Linked DNA regions of Homo sapiens: region 1 is linked to region 2. A link is a loop called in an ENCODE intact Hi-C map of the cell type or tissue named here. Cell type or tissue: endothelial cell of umbilical vein. All regions are shown on one strand.

The links. A loop is a pair of places that touch in the nucleus more often than their neighbours do. Peaks named below come from ENCODE experiments on the same cell type or tissue, not always from the same donor. Only the 100,000 strongest peaks of a DNase experiment are listed, where the experiment ranks them.
Region 1: a loop joins it to region 2, with 6 times the contacts of the local background. A loop is called at or near these places in 1 of 110 quality-filtered maps.

What each region holds. Positions count from the first base shown.
Region 1 is chr19:50,597,620-50,605,619 of GRCh38, reverse strand. It overlaps SNAR-F (small NF90 (ILF3) associated RNA F), which reads right to left and starts at 657; the gene lies at 535-657. RefSeq lists a cis regulatory region at 2,474-2,641. In endothelial cell of umbilical vein, no CTCF peak of the experiment used is centred here; no DNase peak of the experiment used is centred here; H3K27ac peaks cover 644 bases.
Region 2 is chr19:50,919,073-50,927,072 of GRCh38, reverse strand. It overlaps PPIAP59 (peptidylprolyl isomerase A pseudogene 59), which reads left to right. Exons shown (of 1, transcript XM_047439804.1): 1 at 1-206. Among named protein-coding and RNA genes, the nearest start is that of PPIAP59, 4.5 kb to the left of the region's middle. In endothelial cell of umbilical vein, a CTCF peak has its summit at 4,620 (motif pointing right); a DNase peak (open chromatin) is centred at 4,652.

The sequences.
Region 1 (8,000 bases), 320 kb after region 2:
AGTCCGAGGCAAAGGGGAGAGGACCAGAGAGAGAAGACAGTGAATCTGCTGGGAGCGAACTAGAGAGGGGACGAAGACAAAGATCCCGGGGGCCAGGACAGAGATCAGGGAGTCTAAGAAAGACGCGAGAGACGGCCGAGCGCGAGGGCACACCCCTGTAATCCCAGCACTTTGGGAGGCCAAGGGGCGAGATCTCTTGAGGCCAGCAGTTCGAGACCAGCCTCGCCAACATGGTGAAACTCCGTCTCTACTAAAAATACCAAAATTGGCCAGGCACGGTGGCGTGGGCCTGTAATCCCAGCTACTCGGGAGGCTGAGACAGGAGACTCGCTTGAACCCAGGAGGCGGAGGTTGCAGTGAGCCAAGATCACACCACTGCACTCCAGCCTGGGCTACAGAGCGAGGCTCAGTCTCCCAAAAAAAAAAAAAAAAAAAAAAAGATACATTGAAGTAATTTAAAAACACTTAGGAAGATGTCATTTCTTCCTATCAAGGCGTCCTCCCTTTATGTTTTGTTGTTATATAGGGAACGATAAAAAAAATTTTTTTTTTCCTACCAATGTGGACCAAGTTGGCCTCGAACTCTGTACCCTCACACCCTCGCCTCCCTGAGGGCCCGAGGGCCGGCGCAATCGGCCGGAGCCACAATGGCTCCGGCTGTCGGGGCTCTCCTTTCTTCCCTTTGATCTTACGCAGGGTGATGGAGCCAATCACGAGAGGCTCACCCCTGACGTCACCCAGTCCCCAGAGCCAGTGAGGGCCCTGCGTTCCATGGCGCCCCCTGGAGGGAGGAAGGGGAACTGTATCTGAGAGAGAGCAGCCAATTGGGTCCGCTGACTCCGGCCGGGTTCCCGTGCCACGTCCAACACCCCTCACTCCCCAACGGAGACTCAATTTACTTTCCTTGTCCACATCCCCAGTGCTTGCGGAAGATATCCCGCTAAGAGAGAGACATGCCAAAGGTAGGGTAGATCCACATTTCCAGGCATCCAGTTATGTACAAGCCTTGACCCACCAGGCATCCGATCAGAGTAATGGATCCAACGAACGGCAGCAGGTATCCAATCAGGTAGGACAGGGTTGCCAGGATGACACGAGTCTCTCCATAGGGCTCCCAGGGTCAGTGAGCTCTAGCGCTGAGCGCCCCCTGGCGCTGGGAAAGGCGCGGCCGTCTACTCCAGCAAGCGCGCGCTGGTCGAAGGCAGCCAGTAAGGCAGGGACAAGCCCCTGCGACGTCACTAGTCGCCAGCCGGCCGCCGCGGCCTGCGAGCTCGCGCGTGAGTTCGTGTGAGCTCCCGCCAGCCCGCGGACCCGCCGCGCACACCTGTTCCAGAGTGGCGATTGGGCCCTAGGCGCTGATGCTTCCGACTCTTTTTATTTTTTATCCTGAAGGGAAAGATAAAGGGCGGGAAAGGGCGTCAGGCGAGGCGAGGCGAGAGGCTCGAGGTTCGAAGGAGATGGTCAGACTGACTGATGGACCTCAGGGCGACCCCTCTGCCCCAGGACAGGCCTAGAAGAGCATGTGACCCCCTAGGAAACACCCAGAGACTGAGCGGAGGAAACAGCTCCCAGGGGCAGAGCTCCCAGCAGGCGCAAACCCAGAGGAGCAGAGGACGATTCGGAGAAGGAAGGAAAGACGCTGGGAAGGAGCCAGGGATGACAGGAAGAGAAGGAGCGGGGAAGGGCCCTGAGGCGAGGGAGGCAGGGCCTCCGACCAGGAGCGACCAGAGGGGATGTGACAGAGACGGAAGTGACAGAAAAAGACTCCACGGTCACAGGTGGAGCGGCCGACGGCACAGGGGACTGAGGCAGGGGATGGGGATGGCGACAGGACTGTGAGAAGACAGCAGCGAGGACAGTGCAGCAGTGGGATCAACAGCGACGAAGAGGATACAGTCCGAGGCAAAGGGGAGAGGACCAGAGAGAGAAGACAGTGAATCTGCTGGGAGCGAACTAGAGAGGGGACGAAGACAAAGATCCCGGGGGCCAGGACAGAGATCAGGGAGTCTAAGAAAGACGCGAGAGACGGCCGAGCGCGAGGGCACACCCCTGTAATCCCAGCACTTTGGGAGGCCAAGGCGGGAGGATCACTTGATGCCGGAAGTTCAGGACCATCCTGGCCAACACGGTGAAACCCCGTCTCTACTAAAAATACAAAAATTAGGCGGGTCTGGTGGCGGCGCCTGTAGTGCCTGCTACTGGAGAGTTCCAGCTACTGGAGAGGCTGAGGCAGGAGAATCGCTTGAACTCGGGAGGCAAAGGTTGCAGTTTACCAAGATTGTGTCACTGCACTCCAGCCTGGGCGACAGGGTGAGACTACGTCAAAAAAACACAAAGCAACAACAACAAAAGAAAAAAAAAAAAAGAAAAAGTGAGAGAAAGAGAGAAGAAGGAGAGGGAGAGGAGAGGGAGAAGGGGAAGGAGAAGGAGAAGGAGAGGGGAAGAAGAGGAAGGAGGAAGATGGGAGAGATACCAAGGGGACAGTAATAGAAACAGGGAGGACTGTGACAGAAGGGACAGAGACTAAGGGACAGTGATAGGGGAGAAAGAGATAAGGGGATGTGGCCGACACAGAGAAGGTGACAGCCATAGAGACAGAGAAGACAGAGACCCAAAGGCTATAAAGATATAGTGGACAGTGTTAGACACATGGCAGAGATAACAGAAGTGATACGGGGACAAGTGACAAATATGGAGATGGTGCCAGAGACAAAATCTGAGGCAACAGCGAGTGAGGCAAAGAGAACAAACTCAGATGGATGGGGCAGAGATAATGGTGTCAATATCAGAGATTCAGGAAGCAATAGTAGATTAAGAGTGCACAGAGGGCACAGAGAGCTGGTGGCAAATAGCAAAGACAGGCCGGGCACGGTGGCTCATGAATGTAATCCCAGCACTTTGGGAGGCAGAGGTGGGCAGATCACTTGAGGTCAGGAGTTCAAGACCAGCCCGGCCAACGTGGCAAAAGCCTGTCTCTACAAAAAAACATATAAAAGTTCACTGGGCATGGTGTTGTGCGCCTGTGGTCTCAGCCATTTGGGAGGCTGAGGCAGGAGGATCACTTGGGCCAGGGAGGTCAAGGCTGCAGTGAGCTATGTTGATGCCACTGTCCTCCAACCTGGGCAACAAAAGGAGACCGTGTCCCTACAAAAATGTTTAAAATTAGCCAGGCATGGTGATAGTGACACACATCTGTGGTCCTAGCTACCTGGGAGGCTGAGGTGGGAGGATCACTAGAGCCTGAGAGTTGGAGGCTGCAGTGCGTGGTGTTCGCACCACTGCACTCCAGCCTCGTCTGGGCAACAGAGTGAGACTCTGTCAAAAAGAAAGAAAAGAAAAGAGAATAGCAAAGAGAGAAGTGGAACAGAAGCTGACGGGACAGAGACGGAGATAGAAGGTAGAACTCAGAGAAAGAGGCTCCAACAGAAATAGAGGAGACAGAAGCCAAGCAAGGGACAGAGATGGAGGATTCAGAGTGAGAGGAGACAGAGCCAGGGGGAATGGCAACAGAATGCACAGACTCTGAGTGGAGGGCAGTTGTGGTGACACTACCAGGATGAACATAACAGAGTTCATTCAATGAGAGAGAGTGGTGAAGATATAAAGGCAGAGAGCGTGACGTCAGACAGAAGGGATGGTAACATAAAAAGGGGGTGATAGAGAAAAGTCATGAGGCAAGACGCGGGGGTAGATGGAAGATGGCTTGTCAGACATCCTGCAGCTAGAGATTAGGGGTGCGGGCAAAGTCAGAAACCATTAGAATTGTATCTTATGGGGGAGGAGAGTGACGGGAAGTACATGATCAAGACCCACTAGAGAAAGATAAGGACACAGAGACTGAGTCACAGAGATGAATAGAGAGAAAGGGCAAAGAAAGGAAATGAGAGGGTCAGAGCTGTCTGAGACTTGGTAAAGGGTGACGACAACAGACAAAAGCAAAGATAGGCGAACTGAGCAAAGACCCAGAGAGAGTGACGGGAACCCACAAACCCGTCGGTAGCTGAGACCTGCCACTCAGCTCAGTACCTAAACCTGGGAAGTACTGAAAGCCAAGAACACTTGAGGTTCCTTCTGCCAGTTTGGTTAAGTTGTGACCTTGATTTGGAATTGTGATTTGAAAGATCTTGACACTGAATCCCCCAGTCCTCTTTCTTTGGCCCACAGTAGCCATGGCACAAAGCACTAAGCAAAATCATTCTTTTTTCATTCATTCATTCAACAACTATTGAGTATTCACTATTTTCCAGGCATTATTGTGGGTGCCAGGGAGACGACAGCAGCAAACAAAGTACATGCACCCACGCAGCTTTCAGCCTAGTTGGTGGACAAATAAATATATAATGTCAAGTAGTGTTAAATGCTAAGAAGAGAAATTAAGCAAAGATGAGAGGACAGAGTAATTGAGGTTGCTGATAATGGCAGGCTAGGTTATTCAGACCAACATTCCCACTAAAAGCAACTAAAAATGCTGGATGCGTTTTTTTAAATCTTGAAGGCATTGGCCTGGCACAGTGGCCTGTACTTGTAGTCCCAGCTACCTAGGAGGCTGAGGCAGGAGGACCCCTTGAGGCCAGGAGTTTGAGGCTGTAGTGCACAATGAATATGCTCGTGAATAGCCACTGCATTCCAGCATGGGTAATATAGCAAGACCCTATCTCTAAAAGAATTTCTGTAACTTAAAAAAAAACCACCGAAGGCTCACAGGATTTATCAGGCTGTAACTGATGGAAAATTGGGAACTCAGAGAAGTAATCAGAGTACTTCTACCCTAAGGGAATTTTATAACCCTGGCAAATTTAAACTTTTATTTGGATGGCTTCTTAGATGGAAGGAAAACAAAAAAAAGCTAGGGCCCAAGCAAGGTGGGGAGTCCACATTGAGCTGAGAAAGCAATGGCTATGCCCTCAGGGTAAGGGGGAACTAGAAGTAAATTGGCCCTGGTTTGTTACTTGGCAGCCTATTCCATGGGTGGTCCAAAAGACCTCAAGTTGTGGACTTAAAGTCCCCAAGTGGAAGTATTTTTAAACTCTTGATGACAACACACAGATAATTCTCTCTGGTGAAAATAATCTTCATTAAAGGCCTCAAATTACTCCTGTAAACATATTTTTTTTTTCCCAAGGAACGTGAGCAGCACGCAGGTATAACCAAGAACACAAAGTACCAGGAGCAAGAACTAGCAGAAATAAGAGACACTGTAAACAGACCCACTAATCCTTGTGATTTTAGAACTATCAGAGGGACATAAAACAGTGTGGTTTGTTCATATAAAATATAAGATTGCCATTGTTTTGCAATGGCAAGGGACCGAGAAACTATAAAAAATTATCTAGGTACTTTGAAAATGACAAAAACTCTAAAAGAGGATTAAAAGTAAAAGCAACAGCTGAGTAGAGACATAGTGAATTGGAACATAGATCAACAGAAGTTATCCACAATTCACCATAAGAGACAAAGCAGGAAACATGTAAAAGAGGTTAAGTGGCATGGAGTGTAGATAAGACAGAGAGTCTTATCTATATTCTGAGTCCCAAAAGAGGGGATAAAGAGAATATGGCAGAAAGAATATTTAAGAAAATAATGGCGGATTTTTCAAATTTTCCAAAATTGAGGAGAGAATCTAATTCAAAGATTCAAGAAGCCTAATGAATCATAAGTATAAAGAAATCTACACTTAGAAACATCATTGTATTAATATGCGTGGAGTCCTGACAAAATAAGTAAGCAAAAAGGAAGGGGTCCCAGGTTGGGGAAAACAATTGTTCTGAGAGATGACTAATCACAGACAACAGGCTGGCACAACATCCTGCTCCCAAATACCTCACTCCGCATGTAACCTCAGCAGCATAAACTCATCCCTCTAGCCCCTGCCTCTTTGCAAACAGCCGCTTCTTTGCTGTGCAGCCCATTGCAACCTTGCAATGTATCTTCATACTTTCTCCAATAAATCTGCTTTTCTTTAGCTATGACTGTCTCGGTAAATTCCTTTAATGACCGCGACACCGGCCCCAGCAGTCGCACCCGCGGCAGTATGTTTGCAGAACACTAAAGGCAAAGAGATCTCATCAGCAGCTAGAGAAAAAAGACAGATGTCCTTTAAAAGATCAATAGTTGGAGGGCCAGGTGTGGTGTCTCACATCAGTTATCCCAGCACTCTGGGAAGCCTCTGTGGCAGGAGGATTGCTTAAGGCCAGGAGTTTGAGACCAGCCTAGGCAACATAGCAAGACTGTCTCTACAAAAATTTTTTTAAAAACTTAGCCAGGCATGGTGGCACAGCCTGTAGTCCCAGCTACTCACTTAGGAGGCTGAGGCAGGAGAATCATTTGAGCCCAAGAGGTTGCGGCTGCAGTGAGCCATGACTGCACCACTGCATCCTAGCCTTGGCAATAGAGTGAGACCTTGTCTTAAAAAAGAAATTCACTGCGAGTTGTTATACAACCTCTTACTGCTAAATTGGACTGGCTTTTAAAAAAATAAATAATTTGCATAACAACTGACATTGTTACATCAGTAACAATGGAATCTAGAATAAGATCAACGTGCTGATAGAAAATAACTGTCAATTTAATATCCAGTAAAATATATATATAATATATATATTTAATATCCAGTAAAATACATATAATATATAAAATATATATTATATATTTTATATATTATATATATTATATTATATATAAAATATATAATATAATATATAATATATATAATATTATAATATATAATATAGAGAGAGAGAGAGAGAGAGATGGAGTCTTACTCTGTCACCCAGGCTGAAGTGCAATGGCATGATCCCAGCTCACTGCAACCTCTGCCTCCCGGGTTCAAGCAGTTCTCCTGCCTCAGCCTCCTGAGTAGCTGGGACTACAGGCACGCGCCACCACACCCAGCTAATTTTTGTATTTTTAGTAGAGACAGGTTTTCACCATGTTGGCCAGGCTGGTCTTCAACTCCTGAGCTCAAGCGATGCACCAGCCTCGGCCTCCCAAAATCCTAGAATTACAGGCATGAGTCACCATGCCCAGCCAGTGAAAATATATTTCAAGAATGATGTCGACATGTTCCAATTGTTCTATACAAACATAGATACGTATGCATGCTGTTTGATAGCATTTTACCCACAGTAGAATTTGTTTTAAAATTGGAGTCAGTCCTCTCAAACCATGCCATTGCTTTATCAACTAAGTTTATGTAATATTCTAAATCTTTTGTTTGTCATTTCAACAATGTTCACAGCATCTTTACCGGGAGTAGACTCCATCTCAAGAAACCACTTTCTTGGCCGGCACAGTGGCTCATGTCTGTAACCCCAGCACTTTGGGAGGCCGAGGCAGGCAGATCACGAGGTCAGGAGTTCGACACCTGCCTGACCAACCTGGTGAAACCCCTTCTCTACTAAAAATACAAAAATTAGCAGGGTGGTGTGCTCCTGTAATCCCAGCTAGTCAGGAGGCTGAGGCAAGAGAATCGATTGAACCTGGGAGGCAGAAGTTGTAGTGAGCCAAGATCACACCACTGCACTCCAGCCTGGGTGACAGAGCAAGACTCCATCTTAGAGAAAAAAAAAAAAAGAAACCACTTTCTTTCCTCATCCATAAGGAGCAACTCCTCATGTGTACAAATTTTATTATGAGATTGCCACAATTCAGTCAATTCAGTAGTAGAATCTTCAGGTTCTACTTCAAATTCCAGTTCCCTTGCTATTTCCACCACATCTGCTGTGACTTCTTCCACTGAGGTCTTGAACTTCTCTCAAAGTCATCATGACAGCTGGAATCAACTTCTTCCAAACTCCTGTTAACGTTGATTTTGGACCCCCTCCCATGAATCACAAATGTTCTTAATGGCATCTAGAATGGTGAATCCTTTCCAGAAGGTTTCCAATGGGCTTTGACGAGATCCATCAGAGGAATCACTATCTATGGCAGCCATGCCCTTATGAAGTGTATTGCTGAAATAATAAGACCTGAAAATTAAAATTACTTCTTGATCCATGGGC
Region 2 (8,000 bases):
ACTTGTATTTTATCTTAACGACCAGACCATTCCTTCTGTAGCTTGGGAGAGAACCCCTTCACCCCACTTGCTTGCAGTATCCTAGAATCTTTGTGCTCTCACTGCAGTTCCCTTTGGGTTCCATGTTTTCCTTGTTCCCTTCCATGCCTAGCTGGATTGCAGAGTTAAGTTTATGATTATGAAATAAAAACTAAATAACAAAAAACTACAATAAATTCAATAAAAATAAATAAGATGAAAACGCCAAGATGTTGCACACTTCGTGGGGCACCTCGAACTCTCATACCTGGTTGAAGGGAGTGTCAAATGGTTCAACCGCTTCGGGAAAAAGTCTAGCAGTTTCTGATAATAAAAACCCCAGCCTGGGCCAGGTGCAGTGGCTCACGCCTGTAATCCCAGCACTTTGGGAGGCCAAGGTGGGCAGATCACTTGAGGCCAGGAGTTCGAGACCAGCCTGGCCAACATGGTGAAACCCTGTCTCTAACAAAAATGCAAAAATTAGCCAGGTATGGTGGTGGGAGACTGTAATTCCAGCTACTGGGGAGGCTGAGGCAGAACAATCACTTGAACCCCGGAGGTGAAGGTTGCAGTGAGCCGAGATCACAAAACTGCACTCCAGCCTGAGCGAAGGAGCAAGACTCTGTCTCAAAAAACAAAAATGAAAAAACACCCCATGATCTCACCAACCAGAGGAAACCAATGTTGACATTTGTGTGCGTGCGCGCGTGCGTGTGTGTGTATGTGTGTGCTGGACAGAGACAGGATAGCAGAGCAGCTAGGCACACAGTCTTCCGAGCCAAAATACAAGAATAATAGTACAAATGCAAGAATAATAGTACAACTTCACGGGGTTGTTTCAAGGATAATGGATTACTCAGCAAAGCTTTGGATTTGGATTTGGGTTTCAAGAAAAACTGTCGAGAAACCACTCTACCAAAACACCCCTGCAAGGCAGTAGACCAAGATGAGTGAAATTGTTCATCTTCACAATTAGGAGCTTGTCCTGAGTTTTTGTAGCTTTTTGAAACAGTGCACCTTAAGAAATAAGCCAGGTCTGCATCATCTATCTCCACTGATAACAATGAAGGGAGTCATCACTAGTTCTCACACTTAGTCACTGTTGTATAACTTACGCAACTGACTCAATGATGTTTCACAAAGTTTGTGACCAACTCAAAGGTGGTCTTTTGTTTTGTTTTGTTTTGCTTTTGTAGATAAAGTTTTATTGGAACACAGCCATGCTTATTCATGTATGTATTGAGTATGAGTTGTTCGATGAAGCAGAGTTGACTGGTTGATAACAGAAACCATATAGTCCACAGAACTTAAAATATCTTTAAAATTGCAATTTAAAAATATTTCCCTTATTTTATTTTATTTTTTATTTTATTTTATTTTATTTTTTGAGATGGAGCCTTGCTCTGTTGCCCAGGCTGGAGTACAGTGGCATGATCTCGGCTCACTGCAAACTCCACCTCCCGGGTTCAAGCGATTCTCCTGCCTCAGCCTCCTGAGTAGCTGGGATGACAGGTGTGCGCCACCACGCCCGGCTAATTTTTGTATTTTTAGTAGAGACGGGGTTTCACCATGTTGGCCAGGCTGGTCTCGAACTCCTGACCTCAGATGATCTGCCCACCTCGGCCTCCCAAAGTGCTGGGATTACAGGCATGAGCCACCACGCCCAGCCTGAAAATTTCTTTATGGTGATGAAGTAGTTCTGTATCCCAACTGTGGTGATGGTTACCTTTATCTATAGAGCTATAAGAACTAGATACATGAAAAGAGAGACAGAGAGAAACAGAGACAAACAGATGGTGGGGATGGGGTGGAGAGAGAGACAGAGAGAGAGATGTAAAAAATGATGAAATCCAAATAAGGTCTCTATGTGAGTTAACAGCATGGTATCAACGATGTTTTCCTAGTTTTGACAGTGTACTATCCTTATAAAAAATGTTACCATTGGGAGAATCTGGATGAAGGGTACATGGGCATTATTGCACTAGTTTGCAATTTTTGTGAGTTTTGAACTGTTTCAAAATAAAATGTCATAATAAAAATGTGTCTGGCATATCGGAAGTGCTCAGTAAAAAATATTGTCGTCCTCCTAGATCTCTCTGATTGCATTTTCCCTTCGACTTTATTTGCTGTATTGCCAGTGTCTATTTTCTGGCCAGCTCTAATCATTGCAGAATGAGCAATGAGATCCCTTTAGGAAAAAAAAAAAAGTTCCTCCCACTGAGTTCTCGCAGGCTGAAAGACTCTCTAGCAGAAAGCTTGACAGCCATATGTGTAATTATGAATCATCTGTAATTTTCACACCAGCTATTGTTTTATAACTTGTGTAATTATCCAAACAGTGTTTCACAAACCTTGACACTAACCAGGCATTACAGGTCTTCAATTCTGATAACAAGAAAGAGAATTCACCAAGTGGTCTAAGCTCCGGGAGACACGTTTCTTGGTGCGAAACCCAGCCTGGTGGCTAAAGGCAAGAGAAAAAAAAATAAAAACACATCTTTGTATGCATCTGTCCCTGTGCCACAAAATCCTGGAAGATGATCCAAAAAAACATATTCTAGTTTTTGTGTTTTGAAGAGGGATGAAGACAGGACAGGTTGGGGAACAAAGTTAGGTGGAGGTTTATCACTCTGTATTTTTTATAAACATATTTTTTTACCATGTAAAAATATTTTCTTCTTTTTTTTTTTTTTTCTGAGATGGAGTCTCACTTTGTCACCCAGGCTGGAGTCCAGTGGCGCGATCTCAGCTCACTGCAACCTCCGCCTCGTAGGTTCAAGCGATTCTCCTGCCTCAGCCTCCCAAGTAGCTGGGATTACAGGCACGCATCACTATGTCTAGCTAACTTTTGCATTTTTAGTAGAGACAGGGTTTCGCCATGTTGGCCAGGCTGGTTTTGAACTCCTGGCCTCAAGTGATCCACCCACCTTGGCCTCCCAAAATGCTGGGATTACAGGCATGAGCCATAGTGCCTGGCCGAAAATATTTTCTATTCAAAAAATTAAATAGAAATGATGTTACACACACACACTTGTGCCAGAGTCCCTGTGTCCAAACCTGGCTGCTCCTTACTGTGTGACCTTGGAAAATGACTTAAAAAATTTTTTTAATAGAGAAAGGGTCTCACTATATTGCCCAGGCTGGCCTCGAACTCCTGGACTAAAGCAATCCTCCCTCCTCGCCTCCCAGGATTAAAGGTGGGATTAAAGGTGTGAACCATGGCACCTTGACTTAGAAAATAACTTTAATCTCCCTTTGCCTCAGTTTCTTCCTATTTATAGTGGCGATAGAAACAGTAGCAACTTCCTAGGGTGGCTGGGAATATAAACAAGTTCATTCCTGCAAATCCCTTAAGACTATGGTACAGCACACACACTTAGCATGTGTTACCAATTAGCGGCAGTGTTCTCCCACTTCAGTAAGTGTGGAACCAAACAAAGATTTGCTTTCTTCTCACCTTTCCCCAATCTAACAAATCTAGCCAGTGAGAATTTTGCGGAGAAAAGCTGATTTCCTTTTCAAATGGGGAAAGAAATCAATTCAGAAATTGATTGTTTGCAGACAACAGAGTGGCAGGTGAGAGCGCTGGGGATCTGCACTTTTTTTTTTTTTTTTTTTTTTTGAGATGGAGTTTTACTCTTGTTGCCCAGGCTGGAGTGCAGTGGCACCATCTCAGCTCACCGCAACCTCTGCCTCCCGGGTTCAAGCAATTCTCCTGCCTCAGCCTCCGGAGTAGCTGGGATTACAGGCATGCAGCACGACGCCTGGATAATTTTGTATTTTTAGTAGAGACAGGGTTTCTCCATGTTGGTCAGGCTGGTCTCAAACTCCCAACCTCAGGTGATCCGCCCACCTCTGCCTCCCAAAGTGCTGGGATTACAGGTATGAGCCACCATGCCCGGCCCTGCACCATTTTTTTTTTAAGACAGGCTTATGATTTTATCCTATAATATTAAGTACAACAACTCAAGTTAAAGAATCTGCTGGGTGCAGTGACTCACCTGTAATCCCAGCACTTGGGAGGCCGAGGTGGGAGGACGGTTTGAGGCCTGGAGTTGAAGACCAGCCTGGGCAACGTAGTGAGACCCTGTCTCTATTTTTAAAAAATGACTATAGCCACTCAATTATGTGAGAAGTTAATTATTATTATTATCTGCATGGTTGTTATTTGACTATATGGGTGCACAGCGGAGCGGGAGATGGCGAAGGGCAACCAAGGTCACCATGTGACTTCATTGTATTCATAGCAATAATTGGAGATACCATTTGCCGGGCTCTTGTGTGTCCAACGTGTTGTGTGGACGTCCCCATTGAAACTTCACATAAACCCATGCGATGTCGCTATCCTCAGCTGAGGAAAGCCGACCATGAGGCCAGACACTCAGCCCTCGCCTGATGTCACGCTTGAACCCCTCCCTTTACATCTGAGAGACCCAAAGTCAGGACCATGACTTGGTGTCCCCAGGTGGAAAGCTCTGGTGGCGGCCAGCCCTGCTTCCTGCCACCTCTGCTCCCGTTTCTGGATCCTGAGCCGGATGCTGCGGCCCAGGGTGACTGGCGCAAGAGAACCCTGGGCCCACAACCTTTAGTCCTCCCCGAGTATGTCTCTCCGGCTCCACTAGGTGGCAGTATTGCACAGTTGTAGGCGCACTTGCTCCGAGCTTGGGGAGTGCCCAGCCCAGCGCTCTCACCTGCCCGCTGTTTTCTGCAAACAACCCGGGAGCTTCTCTGTGACTCTTTGTTTAAATCTATAAAGTGAGGGTGATAATAGTTCCCACCTCATGGAGATTAAATGAGTTCACATTTACAAAGAGCCTAGAATAATGCCTGGCACAAGATAAAGTACGTTACAAGAGTAGCTATGATGATGATGTTCATGGTCAGGGTGATGGATGACTCCTTTTGTGGTGTTGTTTCGTTATTTGTGACTTTCTTTCCCTCTGATCTCTTTATATCCATGTCTCTGTGTGTCCATGCTTTTTTCTCCACCGAGGTCACAAACTCAGCCACCTCCTGGGGCCAGGCAGGAAGTATAAATGAGGGAAGCTGACTGTGTGTGGGCCAAGGAAAACCACAGGGTGCCCCCGGGGTGGCCACTCAGCACCTGCTGATGCTGGATTATGGCCACGTGGGAATGCAGGCGTGATATTGACTGATACCGTGGCCTTTTCAAGAGAAACTTGCAATCTCTTGACCTTTTAATGCTCGTGATCCATTCAAACAAACAAACAAGCAAACAAAAAAGTCCAGACTCTACGAGACAGGCCAGATGTGTCTGCAGCCTGCATGTTGTTCAAGAGCCCTCTGTGGGTGGCCCGGGTAGAGATCCTAAGAAATTGCAATGAATTTCACTCCATAACCAGAGGAGCCAGGAAGCAGTTCATGAAAGTTTCCTTTTATGAAACAGAAACGATAAGGCTTTCTCCTCTCCTTTCAGAAAAAAACCATGGCTTTCCCCTTTAAGAAGGAAATCTGCTTTTAATCAGCAATTTGGCAGCTGAATTTGTCAAGCTAGGAGAATGAAATCCAGACTCAGTTTTGAAATGAGTTCGTGAAAGAAAAATAAATCTTGGGGCCCCCAAAATTACTAAGCTAAAGGGAAAAGTCCAGCTGGGCACTGCTTAGAGCCCACCAGACTCCCATTCTATTCAAACCCACCCTCTACTCACTGAGATAAATGCATATCTGGCCGGGGTGCGGTGGCTCACGCCTGTAATCCCAGCACTTCGGGAGGCTGAGGCGGGCAGATCACAAGATCAGGAGATTGAGACCATCCTGGCTGACATGGTGAAACCCTGTCTCTATTAAAAATACAAAAAAATTAGCTAGGCTTAGTGGCGGGCACCTGTAGTCCCAGCTACTCGGGAGGCTGAGGCAGGAGAATCACTTGAACCTGGGAGGTGGAGGTTGCAGTGAGCCAAGATCACGCCACTGCAATCCAGGCTGGGCAACAGAGCAAGACTCCATCTCAAATAATAATAATAATAATAATAATAATAATAATAATAAATAAATAAATGCACAGCTGATTGCCTTCTTTGGAGAGGCTAATCAGAAACTCAGAAGAATGCAACCGTTTGTCTCTTATCTACCTTTGACCCGGAAGCCCCCTCCCCGCTCGAGTTGTCCCACCTTTCCAGACCAAACCAATGTTCATTTTATATATGTTGATTGATGTCTCATGCCTTCCTAAAATGTACGAAACCAAACTGTGCTCTGCTGACCTTGGGCACACATCGTCAGGACCTCCTGAGGCTGTGTCACGGGCACACGTCATCAACCTTGGCAAAATAAACTTTCTGAAAAATCTGAGACCTGTCTCAGATTTTCAGGATTCACAACTTGTACGGACTGTATTCTCTCGCTCCTTGAGTTCATGGTGAGCTCAAGGTGGAGACAATAAGAATCTTCCAAAGTGTTGCTGAGATGTTTAATCTATTTGGAACTACAAACGAATCCCCTATGCTTGGGTTTGCATCATGTTTTGTTAAATATCATTTCAGATATTTGCAGAATAATATTAACAATGACAATGAAAGCTAACGCTTATGAAGCACTTCCTTTGCGCCTGGCAGAGTTCTAACTGCCTTGTATGTACTAATTCATTTAATCCTTCTAACATTCTATGAGACAACTACTGTAACTATCCCCATTTCACGGATAAGGAATCGAGGCACAGAGAAAGTACGATTTGCCTAAGGTTGCCCGGCTAGTGAATGGCAGAGCAGAGATTTGAACTATGACAAGTGTGTATTCCAGAGTCCGTCTCTTAATCAGTGTAAAACGCAATGCCAATTTCAAAACGGTTTCTGTTACTGTAAATCACTTGTTCATAAGAGCATGAATTTTTCTGTCCTTGGAACATTTGTCCTCAGTGAATGGTTTTGTTTTGCTTTGTTTTGTTTTGTTGAGACAGTCTCGCTCTGTCGCCCAGGCTGGAGTGCAGTGGCACGATCTCGGCTCACTGCAAGCTCTGCCTCCCGGGTTTACGCCATTCTCCTGCCTCAGCCTCCTGAGTAGCTGGGACTACAGGTGCCCACCACCAAGCCTGGCTAATTTTTTGTATTTTTGATAGAGACGGGGTTTCACTGTGTCAGCCAGGCTGGTCTCGATCTCCTGACCTCATGATCTGCCCACTTTGGCCTCCCAAAGTGCTGGGATTACAGGCGTGAGCCACCGCACCAGGCCAGTCCTCAGTGAATGTTTACTGATCAACTACTATGTGCCAGGCATCGTCCCTGGCATTGGGGATACAATGGTGACCCTGACAGGGTCATGTTTTGTTCCTCATGGAGCTTATGGTCTAGCAGAGGCAGGCACAATAAACGAGCAAATCACTGAATATGCCGCGATTTTTGAGTACACAGAATAATACCCCCTCTCCAAAGATGTCCATGTCCCAATCCCCAGACCCCGTGCATATGTGACCTCACGTGGCAGAACAGACTTTGCAGATGGATTAAGTGGATGATCTGGAGATGAGGAGATTATCCTGGATTACCCGAGGGGGCTCCAGGTGATCACAAAGATCACCTTGATCACCCATAAGAGGGAGACAGAAGAGTCAGTCAGAGAAGGAGGGTGAGTACATGAAGCGGAGGTCAGGATGATGCAGGCGACTGTTGGCTTTGAAGATGGAGGATGCGGCCACCAGCCAAGGTAGGCAGGTGACATCTTAAAGCTGGAAACAAGGGTGAAACAGAGCCTCCTCTGAAGCCTCCAGAAGGAATCAGTTCTACTGACACTTTGACTTTAGCCCACTTTAGACACTTTGGACTTATGACCTCTGGAATTGTAAGAGAATGCATCTCTTTTGTTTTAAGCCACTAAGCGTGTGGTAGTTACTCCGGCAGCAATGGGAAATGAAATGAATACAGACTTACATACTTGATAACAATAAAATCAGGGTAAAGAGATGGAGCCATTCTAGACAGGTGGTCAGGAGGGAACATTTAAGAAGAAACCTGGACCAGGTGCAGTGC